Linked DNA regions of Homo sapiens: region 2 is linked to region 1. A link is a loop called in an ENCODE intact Hi-C map of the cell type or tissue named here. Cell type or tissue: gastrocnemius medialis. All regions are shown on one strand. Links, peaks and the distances in the headings refer to the core of each region. The heading gives the core; the rest is flanking DNA.

What was found. Hi-C counts contacts between places; a loop is a spot of excess contacts. Peaks named below come from ENCODE experiments on the same cell type or tissue, not always from the same donor. Only the 100,000 strongest peaks of a DNase experiment are listed, where the experiment ranks them.
Region 2: a loop joins it to region 1, with 3 times the contacts of the local background. A loop is called at or near these places in 2 of 110 quality-filtered maps.

What each region holds. Positions count from the first base shown.
Region 1 is chr19:14,557,745-14,566,921 of GRCh38, reverse strand. TECR (trans-2,3-enoyl-CoA reductase) reads right to left here. Exons shown (of 13, transcript NM_138501.6): 2 at 4,347-4,397; 3 at 3,665-3,716; 4 at 3,220-3,264; 5 at 3,019-3,122; 6 at 2,825-2,940; 7 at 2,635-2,740; 8 at 2,064-2,136; 9 at 1,930-1,973; 10 at 1,799-1,856; 11 at 1,632-1,720; 12 at 1,259-1,304; 13 at 942-1,178. The coding sequence ends at 1,051. It overlaps NDUFB7 (NADH:ubiquinone oxidoreductase subunit B7), which reads left to right. Exons shown (of 3, transcript NM_004146.6): 2 at 1-157; 3 at 657-844. The coding sequence ends at 789. It also overlaps a transcript of DNAJB1 not described here. Among named protein-coding and RNA genes, the nearest start is that of NDUFB7, 9.7 kb to the left of the region's middle. RefSeq lists enhancers at 849-1,655, 3,272-4,079 and a silencer at 2,233-2,382. In gastrocnemius medialis, for the core only: no CTCF peak of the experiment used is centred there; DNase peaks (open chromatin) are centred at 2,481, 3,501 and 4,721; H3K4me3 peaks cover 1,531 bases; H3K27ac peaks cover 3,793 bases.
Region 2 is chr19:15,443,786-15,453,556 of GRCh38, reverse strand. It overlaps WIZ (WIZ zinc finger), which reads left to right and starts at 3,601. Exons shown (of 13, transcript NM_001371589.1): 1 at 3,601-3,759; 2 at 5,190-5,454. The coding sequence starts at 5,250. It overlaps RASAL3 (RAS protein activator like 3), which reads left to right. Exons shown (of 18, transcript NM_022904.3): 15 at 60-450; 16 at 742-899; 17 at 1,449-1,512; 18 at 1,619-1,933. The coding sequence ends at 1,762. MIR1470 (microRNA 1470) reads right to left here and starts at 4,009; the gene lies at 3,949-4,009. RefSeq lists an enhancer at 1,102-1,171 and silencers at 3,577-3,706, 3,757-3,876, 4,227-4,336. In gastrocnemius medialis, for the core only: no CTCF peak of the experiment used is centred there; DNase peaks (open chromatin) are centred at 7,546, 8,556, 8,822 and 9,511; H3K27ac peaks cover 5,000 bases.

The sequences.
Region 1 (9,177 bases), core at 1-5,000:
CACAGCAGGAGATGATGGACGCGCAGCTGAGGCTCCAGCTGCGGGACTACTGCGCCCACCACCTCATCCGGCTGCTCAAGTGCAAGCGTGACAGCTTCCCCAACTTCCTGGCCTGCAAGCAGGAGCGGCACGACTGGGACTACTGCGAGCACCGCGAGTGAGCACCCCCACACCAGCCCCCAACACCCCGGCCCGCAACACCCCATACCCCCAGCCTTCCACACCCCTGGCCCACCCAAGCCCCCCACATGCCCAGCCCGCCCAAGCCCCCCTCCCACCCCCGCCAACACCCACAGCCTGCACCCCACCCAGGCCTGGCCCCTGGCAGGATGTGGCTCCAGAGGCCAGGGACCTGAACTGCCACTGAGGTTTCTAGCCGGGCCCCACCTTAGTCCCAGAGAGGGCTCTCTAGGGGCCTGTTTGATGGGGACAGGGCAGGTGGCTGAAGCCACCTAGGGGAGTGGCCAAGCCCAGGTTCCAGTGGGAAGCCCTGCCACCTGCGTGGGCAGACCCCAGACCCAAGCCACAGGCACTCGGACATGTCTTCTTCAGAGGCCTCCCCCACAGTGCTCTGGGACGGCCCCTCCGCTTCCCAGGGCTTGGGGGGCGTGTCCTGGCCAGGGACCCTGACAGCCCCTCTCGTGCTTTTCCCCCAGCTATGTGATGCGCATGAAGGAGTTTGAGCGGGAGCGGAGGCTGCTCCAGCGGAAGAAGCGGCGGGAGAAGAAGGCGGCAGAGTTGGCCAAAGGCCAGGGACCCGGGGAAGTGGACCCCAAGGTGGCCCTGTAGGGGGTGCACCCCCCACCCTATGGACCAGTCAAATAAAAGCCTTCAGGCCCCTCAACCAGAGTCCCCTCTTACTGCTCCGACGCGAGAGTGGGGAGAGAGTGAAGGGCAGTGTGGTGGTCCCCAACCCCGGAAAGAAACACACAGAGCCCGAGTCCGACTGGGGCAGGCGGGCTTTATTCCGGGTGCTGGAGAGCTGTGGGCCCCACTCCTCCCCCAGAATGCCACCGGGTTGAGGGGCTGAGCCTCAGCAGGGGTGAGCGCTCAGAGCAGGAAGGGGATGATGGGCATGCGCAGGGGCGGGTAGTCCCGGAACTCCTTCAGGTAGCTGCGGTGCTTGCCCTTGGCCCAGATGGTCATCTGGGTGAAGCCCACCAGGGAGAACAGGGCCACTGCAGGAAAGAACGGGCGTCAGGGAGGGGCTGCCGGCCCGGAGGGGCAGGGCCCCGCCGAGGGAGGGCGGCAGGCTCACCTGGGAGACACTGCGTCATGATGGCGAAACCGATCCAGGACCCCACCTGTGGGCAGGGGCGGAGAGTGAGCGTGGGCAGCCTCGCAACCCGTGTATGTGGCTGTCCTGGACTCAGCCAGCCACCTCCCGCCGCCCCTGCTTTCTGAGTCAGGGATGGGAACCCAATTCCAGCGGAGGCGGGGCTGTATACGGCGGAAGCCCAGCGGCACACGCCTCCCCGCCACCACAGCAGAGAGGCCGCGGTCTCCACCTCCCAATGCTCGCAGTGCAGGCGGCAAAAGCAGCTGCCCAGCCAGGCGCCCCATCCTAGGGGCTGGTCCCTCCACATGGGACCCCAAGTCCCAGGGCAGAGAGGGGTAAGGCAGCCCCTCACCTCGTAGGTGTAGTTGGGGCAGGACACCAGCAGGAAGAGCCACGTGAAGGGGTTCTTGGTGGGGTATGGGATCTTCCGCGTCTTGGACCCTGGCAGGCAGGACAGAAGGAGAAAGTCAGACCCCCTCACCCAGCCCAGCTGTCCCCCTGCCCCCAGCAGGCACTCACCAGCGGGCCGCAGGTCCCGCAGGGCCATGTGGATGGAGAAGTTGCCGAGCTGGCAGATCTGTCAGAGAAGCAGGATCAGCCTAGGGCCGCCCAGACTCCCCCGACCCCGTCCCCACACCCAGCCTCCTTACCACAAAGATGGCGAGCGCCAGTTTCACCTGCTGAGCTCCGTAGGCTGAAGAGGAAGCAGGGAGGGGAGCCCATGAGGGGAGGACCCGCTGGGTGGGGACCGTGGGGGAGGGAAGGATGGTCTGAGGCCACTTACTAGGGGGAGTGTAGAGAGGGTGATTGATGTAATAGGCCATCCACGCGGCGAAGCCCCAGTAGTAGGTGCAGTTCTGAAAGGGAGCAGGGCAGGGATGGGACTTGGGCCAGCACCGGACAAGGCAGATGCTGCCCATGTCTCATCCCGAGGGGCCTGGGAGCATGGTGGGAAAGGACAGGAGGGGCCTTGGGGCGGGGCTGGGGAGGATAGGCGGGGCCAAGGGGTGAGGCTAGGGCAGGGCTCTGTGAGGGCGTGGTGGACAGGAGGGGCCTAGGGGTGAAACTGGGGCGGGGCTCTGCAGGGGCGGGGCTGGGGGGATAGGCGGTGCCTAGGGGTGGGACTAGGGTGGATAGGCAGGCCTAGGGGCCCGACGGGGGCGGGGCTGGGGAGGACGGGCGGGGTCTAGAGGCTCTGCGAGGGCGGGGCTGGGGAGGTTAGGCGGGGCCTAGGGGTAGGGCTCTGCTGGGGCGTAGTGGCAGACAGGAAGGGCCTTGGGGTGGGGCTCGGTGGGGGCGGGGCGGGGTGGGGCAGAAAGGCGGGGCTTAGGGGTGAGGCGGGGACGGGCTCTCACCTTGAAGATGTTGCGCAAAGGCATAGTGCCATGGGAGAAGCGGTGCACGAAGAGCGTCTCCAGCAGGCGCTTGATGTAGTGGAATGAGTGACAGATGCAGGCGAGGCTGGTCGGGGGGAGCAGGCTCAGCTGGGGCTGGTCCGGCAGGTCTTCTGCCTTCCCCTACCCTCCTCCCACCTGCCCCACTTACTGCACCACTGTATGCCGACTGGACGTAAAGTCATATTTGTGGCCATAGATGAAGGGCACTCGGAAGTAGAAGAGCAGGTAGATGAAAAGGGGCCCCGCGTACTCTGTTAGGAAGACCTGAGAGTAGAGGGGGGCAAGATGAGTCACCCAACGTGGCTGACGGGAAAAGAGGCCGTGGGTAGGGTCAGGACTCACCGTCACCCAGCTGATCTGGGCCCCCAGGTCCCGGAAGTACAGTGTGGCCGTGGTGCCCACGGGCAGCTTCTGCAGAACATCCTCATCCTTCAGGGACTTGCCCTCTGCAGAGAGGCGGGCCAGGGCTCAGGGGCTACCCGGGCCTTCTCCCACTGCCACCCAGGAGCCCAGGGGGCGGGCCGAGTGGACAGCTGTACTCACTGGGGTCCAGGCGGAGGGACTGGCGGGCGGGGTACCACTGCGGATCTGCGGGGAGAACAGGGCAGTTACAGCCCACAGCCTGGCAGGGCTCAGCCGGTCCGCTGCCCAGCCACTGTGCCAGCTTCTCAGGGTTCCCAGGGTGCAAGGACCCCAGGACTCCACAGCTCCTCCCACCTGGGGGCAAACCCTCAGGCTTGTGCGGTTTCAGGACACAAGCCAGAAGAGCGCGGGCAGAAGCAGGATCTTGTCCTTCCCAGAGCCTAGCAAGGGCGTTCCTGCGGAGTGCCACGTGGAGGCGCCTGCCCCAGTCACGCCCCAGAAGCCTGGGCCACACTGGGGCATCTCTGCAGGCCCCTGGGAGAGGGGTGCAGGATGGGATCCCTCCCACCCTAAGGTCCCTGGTCAAAGGGGTTGCAGGGGCAGTGTGGCCGGGACTAGAACTCACGGGTCTTAGTGAAGAGGTTCTTGATCTCCGCAATGGTGGCGTGGGGCTCCACCTGGGGGAAGCACAGGCGCAGGGACGTCAGCTCTGCGGGGAGCCCAGACTCAGGATGGGGAGGTACTAAAGGGGATGGCAGGCTGGGGGTTGGGCTGTAGCTATGGGAAGGGGGAAGGGCTGGGGTCCAGGCCTCTGCCTGCAGTCAGGGAAGGACCACCGAGGGCCCTGCCAGTGCAGTGACAGCAGGGGTCTGGGGCTCCACTTTTACCCTCAGCCAGCAGGCCCCCAGCCCGGCTAGTGGCGGATTAAGCATGGGAAGGCAAGCCTGCTTCTCTGCCCCTCCTCTCCACTTCTCACCCATGACTCTCCCAGGAGCAAAGGCCCTCTGTCCTCCCCAGGGACAGCGCAAGCCCCTTCCCCCAGGCCCGGCCTCAGCAGGGGCAAGGCTCACTCCTCCACCGCCCTCCCAGGACCAAAATCCCCGCAGGGTCCACTGAGACTCCTGTGCCTCCATTTCCCCGCCACACCCAGGGGACATGGCTATCCACCCTACCCCAAGTGAGGGCATACCCCTCCATAGGGCAGGGGGTGGGGCACAAAGGGCCCCACTGGACAGCTCCTGGGCTATAAGGATTGGGGTCCCGGGCCCAGTGCCCTTGGCCCAGTGCAGCCCACGCCCCAGTCCTACCTTGTCCAAGAAACACAGCTTCTCCCTTGTCTTTGCGTCCAGAATCTCCACCTCGAAGAAGAGAACAGCCTTTTTAGGTTTCTTGGCCACCTTTGGGGGTGTGGGCCTGGGGAGCCCATTGAGGCCAGGGAGGAGGCCTGGGGTGGCCTCCCGGGCCAACAAGCTCAAGTTCAAGTCCATGCCGCCTGCCACCAGCCCTGCCACTCGGCTCTGCCCACGGTGGCCAGCAGCCCCAGCTGCCGGCCGTCAGCCCCCACCACCGACCTCCCCACGGGAAGCAGCCCTGGGCCGGGCAAGCGCGATCAAATTCTGCCGCGGTGCTGGAAAGGAGCCCGTGCCGGCCCTGGCACTGCCGACTTCTGTGCCAGATGTAACCCGAGTGGCAACCACAGCCACAGCCCAGCTAAATATAAAACCACCCCAGACTGCGCCCCCCAGGAGCCATGCCACAGACCTTCTCTGAGGGGGGCTTGGGAGTCTCCCCGGGGAGCCAGGCTGCCCTGAAAGCAGCTTTTGAGTGGTCACCTCAAAACCCTCAACGGCACCAGCACAGGGAAAGCCCCAGGGGCAGGCATGACAACACCTCCCAGCCCCCGCCCTGCACAGAGCCAGTGGCTAGAGGAGAGTGAGAGGCCAGCGGGCCGTGCAGGCCCCAGCCCGCAGCTCAGGCCTAGGGAGTTCACTGGGCTTGGAGAAATCCCAGCTATTTTGAGAATCCGCGAGACAGATCATCCATTTCCCCTTCTGAGCTGTAAGAGACACTTTGGATTATTTTCCTTGTGCATTTGTGTTACCAGGGAGGTGACAGATTCTGGAGTTATGGGTGCAGAGAGCCTCTCTCGAAGTGTGGAAAGGATCGGGGTGTGTGGAAGTTTTAGGCAACCGCCTCCAGCTTGGGCTGATGAGGTCTCCCCAACCTTCCTCCCCACCCACTTCTCACCTTATAGCCACCTGTGGGGCAGGCTTTCCACTGAGTCAGCCCAAACACTGCACCCTCACCCAGGACCTGCGCCCCACTAAAGCCCGGCGCTTCCTGCGTCCAAGAGCCAGGCCTGTGCCAGCCCCTGAGGTAGGAGTCTGGCCCAGCCCTCCCTGAGCCCCCAGGCCAGTGATGAACGATGGGGGTGCAGAGGGGCAGGGCTGGAGGGAGGCAGCCCCCGGGGATCTGACCCACCCTATGCAGGGGTCAGTGCAATCCTATTATACAGGGGTCGTGGCAAGCAGGCAGGCCTGATCCCAAGTCAGCCACCAGCCAGCAATTCTTGGGGGACCCTTCCTACCCACAGAAACCCAGCGGGGGCCCCCAGAGGCTGCCTGAGGAAAAGGAGCAGGACACAATGCTCAGAAACAAACCTCTGGGCTGGGGCCATCCCAGGGCAGGCCCACCCACCCAGAGCCCAGGGAGACCGGGCCACGGCAGCTAGGGCCCATCCTGAAGATGAGGGCACCACGGTCAAGCCAGAGAAGCTGGGTACCCCTCCTGCACATTCCCAACGACAGCGGGAGACAAGGGGGCTTGGTGGCCTGCACTCGGGAACCGTAACCAGCCCTGCCTTGTAGTCCCTGGGGGACCCCAGGCATGTCACCTCTCTCTAGGCCTCAGAAGGGGGCAGGTAGGAAGCAGACTACCTCCCAGGACTGTGACGGTCCCCTGAGACAATGCATGGGGTACACTAGGTGACCCCTGACAGATGGGAGGCACCCCATGGGATAGGAGGCATTGTTGCCCGTGGGTTTGGTTCAGATCCCCACTCCCCTGCTGGCCTGGCAGTCACCACAGCATGGGGGCCTATTTCCCCAGCCATGACACACTCGCCCCCACTTCCTGGACAGGAGGGTGGGAATGGGCCCAGCAGCCAGGAAATCCTGGCCCACGGGGCCTCCTGAGTCCCTGCTGTCAACTCCAGGCACTGCCTGGCCTTGTGGCCTCTAGGGGAAGGTTACTGAACTCCTCCAAGCCACAGCGATAACAAGGCCAAAGAGCTGGCACATGGAGGGGCCAGAAAAAAAGAGCTCGGTCACACCACGCAGGACGTTGGGCCCCACCAAGGGGATATGTAGGATAGGGACAGAGGACACGGGGCGGGATCCACGGGAAAGGGTTAGCACAGCAGGGCCCTGGGCGGGCACGGGGCCTGCCCTGTGGCTGCAGGTATATTAATAGTTCCTGGGCCCCAGGCAGGCAGTGCCCACATGCTTCCAAGCCCGTGTGGCCTGTAGGAAGGCAGCCTAGCGTCCACAGGGAGAGAAGGCCTCCGAGTTCCTGCTGAACCACTCAACAGCTTAAAATACAACCAGCCCCTCTCCCTGTCCAGCCAGCTGCTAGTGGGAGGGGTGAAATCGTACCCTGCTCCCCCCAACCTGGGCACCAAACCAGGGCCCAAGAGGGAGAGTACGGCCATCGGGGTCCCGGCTAGCTGCTGGGAGAGGACGCCGGGCTGCGGCAGGAGGGGGTAGCGAGAGAGGGGCCACGCTCACAGCTGCAGCAGTGGTGCCCAGGCCAGCCTGAGGCCCAAGGAGAGGAGACGCCCAAACCTGCAAGGAGGTAAGCCCGGGCTGCAAGGCAGCACCTAGGGGCCCCTACAGACAAGAAATGCCCAAGGCTAGGGCCACCTGGGCAGGATGAGTCCTCAGTGGGACGGCCGTCCGTCTCCCATTTCCTGCCCCAAATCCCCAGCTCGTCGGCCATCTCCTCCTAGAGAGAGGACTGAAAGGCTCTGGGGGGAGCAGGAGACCTCTCCATACTATTCTTGCAATTCCCTGTGTCTCTATAATTTTTTTTTTTTTTTGAGACAGAGTCTCACTCTGTCGCCCAGGTTGGAGTGCAGCAGTGCGATCTTGACTCACTGCAACCTCCGCCCCCCAGGTTCAAACGATTCTCCTGCCTCAGCCTCCAGAGTAGCTGGGATTACAGGCACACACCACCACATCCAGCTAATTTTTTGTATTTTAGGAGAGATGGGGTTTCACCATGTTGCCCAGGCTGGTCTCGAACTCCTGAGCTCAGGCAATCCACCACCTCGGCCTCCCAAAGTGCTAGGATTATAGGCGTGAGCCACCTGGCCCGGCCTATAATTATTTCTAAGTAAGAAAGTTAAATAAGATATTCCAGGTGGGGTAAAAGAAATAAGTTACGCTAGGAAACAAGCCAGACACAAAGGTCCCATATCTATGCAAAATACCCAGAGCAGACAGACAGAAAAGCAAATTGGAGGGGCCAGGGGCTGGGCGGGGGGAATGGGGAGTGGCTGCTGCTGGGTACCCGGTCTCCTTTCAGAGTGAGGAAAATGTTCTGGGACGAGACAGAGGTGGAGGCTGCACAATGATGCACGTGCACTCAATGCCACTGTTCACTTTTAAATGGTTAGTTTCATGTTACATGAATTTCACCTCAATAAATTATTGTTTAAAGGGGTGAGGGGTAACAAACAGGCCCCACATACCCATCAAAATAAAAACAGTCGGGTGGGAGGAGCAGGAGAGGTTCCCCACCCCTCAGAGGGAGGGCCTAATGTGAGACCTCATCGAGGGCTCCGCGCCCCACACCCCACTGCCACCCCAATCTCTGCTCTGTGCCTGCCACACACACACACGCCTGCCCAGGCCTGAGGCCAACAGGGGGCAGGGGCTCCCAGGGGAAGCCCAGGGCTGCAGAGGGTACAGGCAGCTGCTGAACAGAGCCCCAGGCAGGGGATCCTGAGCACAGACGGGGAGGTGGCAGGCTCTGGCCCCATCTCCAGGAGAAGCGGTGAGGCAGGGAGGACAGACAGGACCTTCTGAGGAAGCCCACGGAGCCACTCGGAGGGGCTGGGAGGGGCTGAGATGCTCTGGGTGGATGAAGGGATACCTGTGGGAGGGGGGCTACTGGTGTCAGCGAGGTCCCAGCACTGGCCACGGGCAAGGGGTGAGACCACATAGCCTCAGGCACGACGGGCAGGGAGAGGGCAGGAACGGGCAGACAGGCAGGCACTCTGGCCTGGGGCACAGGCTGGTGGCTCTGCCGGCCTGTGGCTCTGTGATGACAGTTCCACTAGCCTGAGAGGAATTCTCACCAGGAGGCCCAAGATTCCCGGGGCCCAGCCAACAGCAACTCGTCGCAGCACGAGGTCAGGGCAGAGCCAAGAGCCAGGACACACGGTGCGGCGTGAAGCGCACCCTGCAAGAGGGAGCAGGGGCGAGGTTTGTGCCTCCCAAGCCCAGAGGGGAGTGCCGCAAGCAACAGAGCCCGTCTTCACTGTCTTTGTGGTCATGAAGATATTACTAATGGGGGCAGGAGGAGTGAAAAGGGGGGCTCTCGTTGTCTAAGCACTTGTCACAGCTCCTGGGAACCCGCCCGCCTGGTGGGTGAACAACCCAGAGAAGCAGACCTGCCCATTTCCTGGCTGTGTGGCCCTGGGCAAGTTACCCAACCTCTCTGAACTTCCATCTACTCATGGCAAAGTGGGCTGTCCCCAGCTGCCATCTGACAGGGTTACCGTAATCATCCCCAGTTTAGGATAAATCTTATTAAGGATAAATATAGGCCGGGCGTGGTGGCTCACGCCTGTAATGCCAGCACTTTGGGAGGCCGAGGCGGGCGAATCACGAGGTCAGGAGATCGAGACCATCCTGGCTAACACGGTGAAACCCCATCTCTACTAAAAATACAAAAAATTAGCCGGGTGCGGTGGTGGGTGCCTGTAGTCCCAGCTACTCGGGAGGCTGAGGCAGGAGAATGGCGCGAACCCGGGAGGCAGAGCTTGCAGTGAACCGAGATCGCGCCACTGCACTCCAGCCTGGGCGACAGAGCAAGACTCCATCTCAAAAAAAAAGAATAAATATGATGACCGGG
Region 2 (9,771 bases), core at 4,772-9,771, 880 kb before region 1:
CGGGATGGGGTCGTCTCAGGGGCCAGTGGAGGGTCTAAGATCCTCCATCCCACCCCTAGCCTCTCCGCAGGGGAGAAGCCCGGCTTCCTGGCCCCCCGGGACCTCCCCAAGCACACCCCTCTCATCTCCAAGAGCCAGTCTCTGCGCAGCGTTCGCCGCTCAGAGAGTTGGGCCCGGCCACGGCCGGACGAAGAGCGGCCCCTGCGGCGGCCCCGGCCGGTGCAGCGCACGCAGAGTGTCCCGGTCCGGCGTCCTGCCCGCCGCCGCCAATCTGCGGGGCCCTGGCCGCGACCCAAAGGCTCCCTGAGCATGGGACCAGCGCCCCGCGCCCGGCCTTGGACCCGGGACTCCGCCTCGCTGCCTCGGAAGCCGTCGGTACCCTGGCAGCGCCAAATGGACCAGCCGCAAGACCGAAACCAGGCACTGGGCACGCACCGACCTGTGAACAAGGTAAGGTCAGGCCCAGGTCCGCGCCTGGGGAGTGGGAACAGGGACGCGACTGGGGAAGACTGAAGGGCCAGGCAAGTCTGGGTTCAAGTACCCAGCTCGCTGTGCTGTGTGACCCCAGGCCTAGCCCGACCCTCTCTGAGCTTCAGTCTCCCCAGCTGTACCGCAGGAGGGATGTTCCCCAACTAGGCAGGCCGGTGATGACGCTGAGCGCTTGGGCCTGGGAGGTCAGGGTCTCCGGGGAGACACAGGGGCGGGACAACGGGTCAGATTACAGCTGCTCTCCCACCACAGTTGGCAGAGCTGCAGTGCGAGGTGGCCGCTCTGCGTGAGGAGCAGAAAGTGCTGTCCCGCCTCGTGGAGTCGCTGAGCACCCAAATCCGGGCCTTGACGGAGCAGCAGGAGCAGCTGCGGGGCCAGCTGCAGGATCTGGACTCCAGGCTCCGTGCTGGGTGAGCCCAGCCCTCTCCATTAGCTCCGCCCCCAGGTGGGCCCGATCCAATTAGATCTGACCAGGCCCTCCCCCCCCCCCCCAAACCACGCCTAGCACGGCCAAGCCCCACCCTGGCCCCGCCCCAATAAGTCTGTCCAGGCCCTGCCTCTTGGCAAGCCCCGCCCCCAGGTGGACCCACCCAACGAAGGTCGGCCTAGGACCCTGGCAGATTCTCTCATCCAGGCCCCACCCCTCCATCAGCCCCTCCCAACCTGGCTGGGCCGGGCACTGAGATATCTCAGCCTGGGCACTCCCTCCAGCTCAGTCACGACCCCACCCAGGACTGGCCAAACCCCACCTCCAAGGGATGATTGATAGGTCCTGTCATTCCAACCATTCCCGTCTCTGGTCCGACCCTTCTTCAAGCATATTTAGGCCCCGCCCCTCAGTCTGGACAAGCTCCGCCTCCACTCCAAGCTCCGCCCCCGGAGTCCCTGGCACTCCCACCAGGAGCTGGAAGGGACTTCCTTAGCCTCTGCCCTTCGCCCCAATCCCCCGACCCCCACAGGAGCTCAGAGTTTGATTCAGAGCACAACCTAACAAGCAATGAAGGGCACAGTCTGAAAAACCTGGTGAGATTGCCATCTGAGCCCTGGGGCAGGTCTGGGCGGTGGAGGAGCAAGGGTTGCGGTGCAGCCCTCTCCTGGTTTCTGAACCCCATCACCACTGCCTCCCCAGGAGCACCGCCTAAATGAGATGGAGAGAACTCAGGCTCAGCTGAGGGATGCTGTCCAGAGCCTGCAGCTTTCTCCAAGGACGCGGGGGTCTTGGAGTCAACCCCAGCCCCTCAAAGCACCCTGCCTCAATGGAGACACCACCTGAGCTGCCCATCCTGCCTCATCACACGTGGTCTGGGAGCAGAGAGATAGCCATCTTAGGGGGGGTGTCTGACTTTGCCTTAGCCCTACTTGGCCTACAGTGGGGAGTGGAGCTGCTGGTCCCAACCACTCTGGCAGTATGAAGTTGCCCAGTAAAATCTTGATTTCAGTGAAATTGGTGGTTTCTTTGCCCACTAAGAATTGCCAATTCTTAGGCATTTGCCCCGCAAGCCCTATTCATCTCTCCCAAATTCTCCCCTAATTAGAAGTCTCATGGAGAGGGCCATGTACACAAGTTCTCACCAGCTGTGTGACCTTAGACCTTCATTCTCTTAAGAGCCCGTTTTCTTATCTGTGAAATGGACGTAAAGTTCCCTACACAGTGAGAGGACCCATAGTTAAAGGCATTCGATAAAAGGTATTCACCATTGTTATAGGCAGCACCTGCTTCTCAATGAAGCATGGATTCCACCCCTGGCAACCTCCCAATCCCACAGTGAGAGCATCTTCCTAGGCCCTCCTCATGTCACGGAGGCCATGGGTCTGGGAGGCGGATAAAGGAAGGGGGTCAGGTGTGGAGATGGTTGGATACTGTGTATGAATGATTGGGTAAATGAGTCATTCAAATCATGGGTGAGTGGATGGGTGAGGGGTAGAGTGGGTGGAGCAAACGGCAGACGGATAGGTTAGCATTTGCTGGATGTTTGACCTGGTAGGTGAGTAGCTGGGTAGTTGGTTAACCAGGTTGGGTATGTCTGCCTAGAAAAGGCCTGGTTCATAGTAAGAAAAAATTTTTTTCAATGTTGTGATTATATATATCATATGTACATATGTTGAGGTCTCCTGAGACGCCTGAGAACTGGGCAGTGGAGAAACAATAATGAACTAGACAGGACTCCTGGCCTCATGGAACTTACATGTTAGTGGAGGGACCAAATCAACAGACAAACTGGTGGATGGATGTTTGGGGGGCTGGGCGGAAAGATGTGTGTGGGGATGGTTGGGTACTTGCTTGGTTGTATGGATAAATGAGTATTTACTTGGGTGCTGGATGAATGGGTGGGTAGATGGGAAGTGAATGGGTGGGTTGAGTGGGTGTTTGGGTGAATTAATAGGTGGTTGGAGGGGTGGGTGGATAGGTGATTAGTTCATTGGATAGGTAGATGAGTGATTGATAGATTGAGGAAGTGGATGAGATAGCTAGGTGGTTAGATATCTGGATACATGGTGGATAAGACAAGACAACAGGCCATGATGTGTGTCTGATGGGGTAGTCCTGGAAGCTGTGATCCTGGGAACTGGGTGGAGAAGGTGACTTAGGACTGAAGACCTAGGGCAACTCTAGGGACATGGAGGTGCTGAAGTCCAGTGTGGATGATTGGGAAGGAGGGAGTGAGCTTGTGGTTGGAAGGTAGCTGATGGGGGGCAGGGGACAAAAGGCTAAAAATTGGCTGGGTGGAGTCTTCAATGACCTATCAATGACCCATCAATGACCCATGGGGGAACTTCTCTGCACCCTCCCCACTCTTTTAGTGCTTTTAGCGAGCCTACCATTGGAAGTACCAGTGGGACGATAAGGAGCCATTGGGGTGTGGGACGACAAGGGTGTTGTCATGGTAACGGGGCCTCTCCCTGGACTCAGGCCGTGCGGGCCCTTTAAGGGTGACCCGCTTGGCCACTCCCAACATGGCGGCGCGCCCGCTGGCCGCCCCCCCCGGGGCGGCGAGGGGGGGGGGGGTGGGGTGGGGGGGGCGCCCCGGACCTCCCCATCATGGCGGCGCGGCGGGGCTGTCGCGCTGAGGTCACGGCGGCGCGCCGGGGGGGCGGGGCGGCGGGGGGAGCGATTTAAAGGGACAATGTCCCCCGAGCGGTGGAGGCGGCGGCGGCTGCGGAGGCCGCGGCACCGGCACCGGGAGCGGCAGCGGCGGTAGCGGCAGCGACGGCCGCACCAAGGAGGGGAGCTCCGAGCCCCGGCACCTGGCCGGCGGCGCCGCCTCCCCGGTGAGGCCCGGCCCGGCCTGGGGAGCCCGCGGGTGGGGCGGAGCCGTAGCGGGGCGGGGGAGGCCCCGGGCCGGGCCGGGCCAGGCGGGACCCCCCGGGGCGGGGGCGGGGGCGGGGCCTTCAGGGGCGGGGCCTGGCCGGGGGCGGGGCCGTGCAGGTGGGGGGAGGGGCGGGGGTCTTGGGGCAGGTGTCCCCCCTACCTCGGCGCGTCCCGCGGGGTCTCCTGCCCCGGGGTGCACGGGCGGAGGGCTCATCCCCCGGACCCTGGACCCCCGAGGAGTGGGCCCGCGCGGCGCAGCCCCCACCTCTGCGACCCCTGGGGGGCGTCCGGGTAGGAGCCCCCTCCCCACGCTGCCAAAGTGCTCCGAAGTTGCGGTCCCGCCCGTTCCCCGCGGGCAGTGCCCACCCAGTGGACAACCGCAGGTGCTTCCTCCGGGCCTGGGTAGGGACCCCCACCAAGACTGCCAGCCCACGGAGGAGCCCCCTGGGAATCCCCAGGCCCCCGAGGGCAGCGCCTGCAACCAGGCCTGGCGCCCCGGCCCCGCCCCGGTTGCCTGGGCCCGGCCTCCCCACCATCTCCCTGGGGAGGGCGCCTCATTCCTGCCCTTCACTTTCCGCCGTTACCTTGAAGGTATTTATAGGTAGAGAGGACAACCCCCGCTCCCCAGGGTCCTCATTTCTGGACCAGGAGCCCTATCGTTTTCTTTCGCCCGAGGACTAGAGCAATCTTGGTTGGGGGGTGGGGGGAATGGAGGAGCCCAAGCTGGGTATGCATGAGGGATAATGTTGGGGAGAAGCGAAAGGGTTAATGCTGGGGTCACTTGAGGCTGTGTGTGTGGAGGGGGGTGAAGGGGTTAATGCTGGAGAACCCTAAGGTCCTGTGTGGGGGAAGGGTTGGAGTGTGGGAAAAGTGCAGGGATCATTGGTATGGGACAACCCAATGGAGAAAAGTAAAGGGGTAATGATGGGAGACTCCTGACGGTGTATAGGATCAGAGTGTACAAGTGGCTGGGATTCTTGCCGAGGAAACGAAGGCATGGCAGTAGGATGTGCGTGTGCATGGATGTGAGGGCAGGACTGGGGAAAGTGCAGCTGTGTGTGAATGAAGGGAGGCGTCTGGAGAAATGGTAAGATTGATGGAAGAAGACCAGGTGGCTGAGTGTGCATGTGTCAATATGGGTAAACTGAGGCAGTGCAGGATCTGTATAAAGGGGAGGAGTTATTGATGGGGAGACGGAGGCATGCTGAGGGTAGGGGCCATTGGGATAGAAGGTGTGTGGAAAAGGTCTGAACACCATTAGCTCCCCTGGGCTGGGAGGTAAACTGAGGCAGTGAGCTGCAAAGTTGAGGACTGAGGTTTTGAGGGATGGGAAACTGAGGCAGATTCCCTTTCCTCCATCCCCTAAGCACTTCCTTCTCTCTATCCCCAGGCCCACAATGCCCCGCTGAGCCGGTGCAGCAGCTGAGTGGATCCAAGCAGAGAAAATCCGATGGAGGGGTCTCTGGCAGGCAGCCTGGCTGCACCAGATCGTCCCCAAGGCCCAGAGAGACTGCCTGGCCCGGCGCCAAGGGAGAACATCGAGGGTGGGGCCGAAGCTGCTGAGGGGGAAGGTGGCATCTTCCGGTCCACCCGTTACCTGCCTGTCACCAAGGAGGGCCCCCGAGACATTCTGGATGGCAGAGGTGGCATCTCTGGTAAGAGAATGGGCCGTGTGGCCCCCAGGGAGCATCCAGCCCATTCCCCAAGGCTCAGAGAGAGTCAAGTCACCCAGCGCAGCAGCGGCTGAGCTGGGATGCTGATTCCGCTTGGGTCCAGAGCCTTTTCTTTGTACTCTGTTTAGTTTCTTATTTGACAGTTGTGAAAACAGGTGTCCTGGGAGCCAGTGACCAGACCAAGGCTCCCCACTGGGTGGTATGGAGCTGGGACTTGAACTCAGGTCAGCCTGGCTTCCTCCTCTGAGCATACTAATTGGGTCCAGAGGCCCATCTCAGCACCCCAGACTCCCTGCCCCCAGCCCACTTATTCCACAGGTATTCCCCACTCCCATCAGTCTATCCCAGCTCCCTCTGGCTGTCTGGGTGTATCCTGTTCCTGAACCACGGGCCAAAACAGCTTCTGTAGTGGCTAGGGAGAGGCTGGGTAGTCAGCGATGCTGGCTACCCCTTGGTTTACCCAGCAAAAAGGTATCTCACACTCTCCCCACCTCCAGACGTGTTATTCATTCATTAAATACTGAGCACCTTCGGTGTGCCAGGGTATGTGCTAGGCACTGGGAAGACAGCTGTAAACCAAAGAGGCAAGAATTCCTGCCCTCAAGGGGCTGACACTCTAGTAGGGGAAATGGACAACAAGCAACTAAACAAATATCAGAAGGACAGGTAGTGACAGATGCTGTGAAGGCATTAAACAGAGTGCCAGGATCATGCCTGGGAGACCTGGGAGACCCTCCCTGATAGAGTGGCATTTGAATGGAGCATGGAGTGAATGGTGGGACGGGCATTCTGGGTGGAGGGAACAGCCAGTGCAAAGGCCCTGTGGTGGGGAGGAGCCTGACGTGTCCAAGGACCTGGTAGGAGGCTGGTATGCCTGGAAAACAGTGGGCTGATGTATCACACCCCCCACCCCCATCTCCAAACACCTCATCAAGGGCTTCCTCCGTGCCAAGGCTTTTGCAAGATCATCTTCTGTCATTCTCCAAAGAACCCTGTGGAATAGCCTTCATTATTATTATCCCGTGTCAGAGATGGGGAAACTGAGACCCTGAGCGGTGACATAAGTTGCCCAACGTCACCTAGCCAGGGAGTAACATGGCTTGACAGCCCTCACTCTTAACCACCCTGCTGCATCCTCACAGATCCTTGACCTGCTCTGGCCACCTTTACAACTCATGATGCTCGGATATTTATAAATACACAGCATCTTCTAGGGGCCACGCCCTGGGGCACAGCGGTGACTGAGCACACACCATCCTCGCTCTCATAGACCCCACCATCTGAGGCTGGGGAGACAGATGTTATGATACCGTGTTATGACCCGGTGTTATGTCACCAGGTGTTATGACACAGCGGCTGGGGCTGTGATGAGGAAAGCACCTGGTGGGGAGCAACCAGGAGTTCCTGCAGGAAGTGAGAGGTAGGATGAGGGACAATGAGCCAGACCAAGGGGGAAGCAAGCATCTAGGCAGGGGGCTGTGTACATGCCAAGGCTTAGAGGTAGCTGGTGGCATCTGCAGGTGTCAGGCAGTGGGGTGGCAAGGTGAGACCCCTGAGGGCAGAGGGTACACCCAACTCCAGAGTATCAGCACTCAGGGAAACTTTAGCAATCCCCTCCTCTAAGCCATTAATAACTGAGTTAATAACTGAGGCTCAGAGAGAGGCAGAATCTTGTGCCAGGTCGCACAGCCGGCCAGGGCTGGGCGGGGACTTTGATTTTGTGGGAGCCTGAGGGTACAGGCTCTAGGGATCCCAGGGTCCTCTCTGGGTCTGGTTCCGAGGGATTGGACATCTCTTCTCTACCTCGCAGATGCCCCAGGTCTGGGGAGAGGGGAAAAGCAGGCAGGTAGGTGCATCCTCACTCCCACTGGGGAATCACCCAGGGTCTCATACGTGCATCTGTTTTATAGCTTGGGGAAGAGAGAAATGTGGCTGCTGAGGGGGGCCAGGCCCACCCTTGAAGGTTTCCCTCAGCAGCTGGGGGCAGGGATAGGAATGGCTTGACTTGGAGTGAGGTCATGGCCTGAATGTTGGAAGAATGCCTGGGTTTGGGACACCACGTCTCTCCCACTGCCCTCTCTGCCCGCTTGATCTCCCCCTCCGGGACACGGGCACCTGCCCTACTAGTCTTGTGATGCCTATAAATAGGAACAGGCTCTGGGGCTGCTATTCCACCCCAAAGCCTGGGCCTTCCTTTATCCCCACTCAGCCCTCAGAGCCCCCCAAGAGCACACTGGAGTGGCCACCTCCAAACTTCCCTGCCTGGGCAGGGGTGTGCCCGCTGCCTCCTCTGTCCCCCGTTACGGCTGTTTACCCAGAGCTCCCACACCCCCTCTGCAGCTCCTGCCTCTCTGGTTGGGCCTCCCAGGTTCAGAAAAGACTCAGGGGCTGAGGTGGTCTGTATGGATCGATGAAGAGTCTGGTACATGCCTGGCATTGTGTTGGGGACAGGGCACCCAGGGACAAATGACATATCATTTCTGCTGTCTTGAGGCCCCAGCCTGGGGAGAAAATCAGAGCATGGAGTGACCGGACCTGAGGCTCTGGGGTCTAGCCTCAAGCTTCCCCCTTGAGACATCGCTGAACCAGCCCTGATCCCCCAGGCCTCCCACCAGCCTTCTTCCCCTCCACCGCCACTTCTCTGGATGGAGCATTTACTACAATCTTGCTGGCACCCATTGCTGGCCCTGCGAGACTGGGTCGGTGGCTGTTCCCATTGCACAGCGGAAGAAACCAAGGCTCGGAGTGGGAGAGGCACGCCCTTCAGGGCACCCCTGGGGTATTGAACTCGGATCTGTCTGGCTCCAGAATCTAGGTTCTTGGCCACTCTACCAAGTTGAACCCCAGGCTTGGAGTTCAGGCTGCTTATGGACACCCCTTGCCATCAGCATTTGCAAACTCTCTCGGGGAACCCAGATGGCAGGAGCCAACAAGGGCCCCTTGGCATGGCCACTGCCTAAGGGCTGCGACCTAGCGCCTCATCTGACCCGTAGGGACTCCTGGATCCCCATCAACTGTGGAGGCCTCTGGGTGAAGCCCCCACCCCCAAGGTGTCTTGGACACAGGGCACTGCTTGGCCTGCTTCCTCCAAAGTCACTGCCACTAAAAATAGGAGCCTCGCTGGAATTGCTCAGACAAAGAGGCCACGCGGTCCCCTGGCTCTTGGAATTCTTAGACAACAGCAATCGCAGAATCATCAAATCTGGGACGCCCGGAATCTTGGGAGCTTGGGGTCCTAGAACCTCAAAAGCAGGATGCCCGGGACCCTCAGACCCACACCTCTAGGTCATGCTAGGGCAGGTTATATGTGAACCGGCTGCCCTCTCCTGAAAAAAGTCAAATCTATGACTCACATGTTCTCTAGAGCCCCTGTTTCTTGGCTGGGCCAGGCCTTTCTTTCCCAACTCTGAACGCCCTCTCCAACACCCCCATCCTAAAACCAGCCCTTGCACCCAGGCACAGCTCTGCTGCCCATCAGTGTATCCTGGTGGTTCTCAAATGGGGGTGATTCGCCTCCCCCTCCAGGGGACACTTTGGTAATGTTTGGTGACAATTTTGGTTGTCATGACCGAGGGCTGGGGAGGTGTGGAGGCCAAGGATGCTGCTCACCATTCTGCAATGCACAGGATGGACCCCACCCCAGAAAATGATCTGGCCCCAAATGCCAATGGTGCTGATGTTGAGACACCTTGCGCTGTAGATGATGCAAATTTCCATACCCCCACCACCCCTTCCAGAGGTCACACAACAGTCACAACCCTTTTCTTGGGTTCAGAAGAAGGACCCTCAGCCAGTGACCACACCTTTCTGGTCAACACCCTCTCCCCACCCTACCTCCACTTTTATCCCTTGACTCTCAGCAGTCAGCTCTCAATTTCTCGGGCCAATTGGATGATGAGGGATTGGAAAAAGAATTCGCCCCAGCCCTATCCCTTTTTCTGGACCATCCTCAAATTGAGGCTAATCCAACAATTGCATCTGTCGGGCTCTGGACGGGGCACAAGTTCCCCCAGTGTGTTAACCTTGGCCCGGGCAATTGGCCTGCTCCCCGATTGGCAAGCTTACCCACGTCAGGCAAGTGTGGCGGGCAGAGATGCAGGCCAGGATTCCTGTGGTCGCTCCAGGCATTGGCTCCACAGGCGGATAATAGAGAGTTGGCTCCATCTGTGTTGGTGGGGAGGGGGTCCCAGGAGGGGATTGGATTTCAGGACATAGGCCTGGGAGAGGGTGCAGAAGGCAGGGATGGGCTCTCTGCAGCTCAGGTTAGAACAGGTGCCTCGTTCATCATCTGGCAAGGAT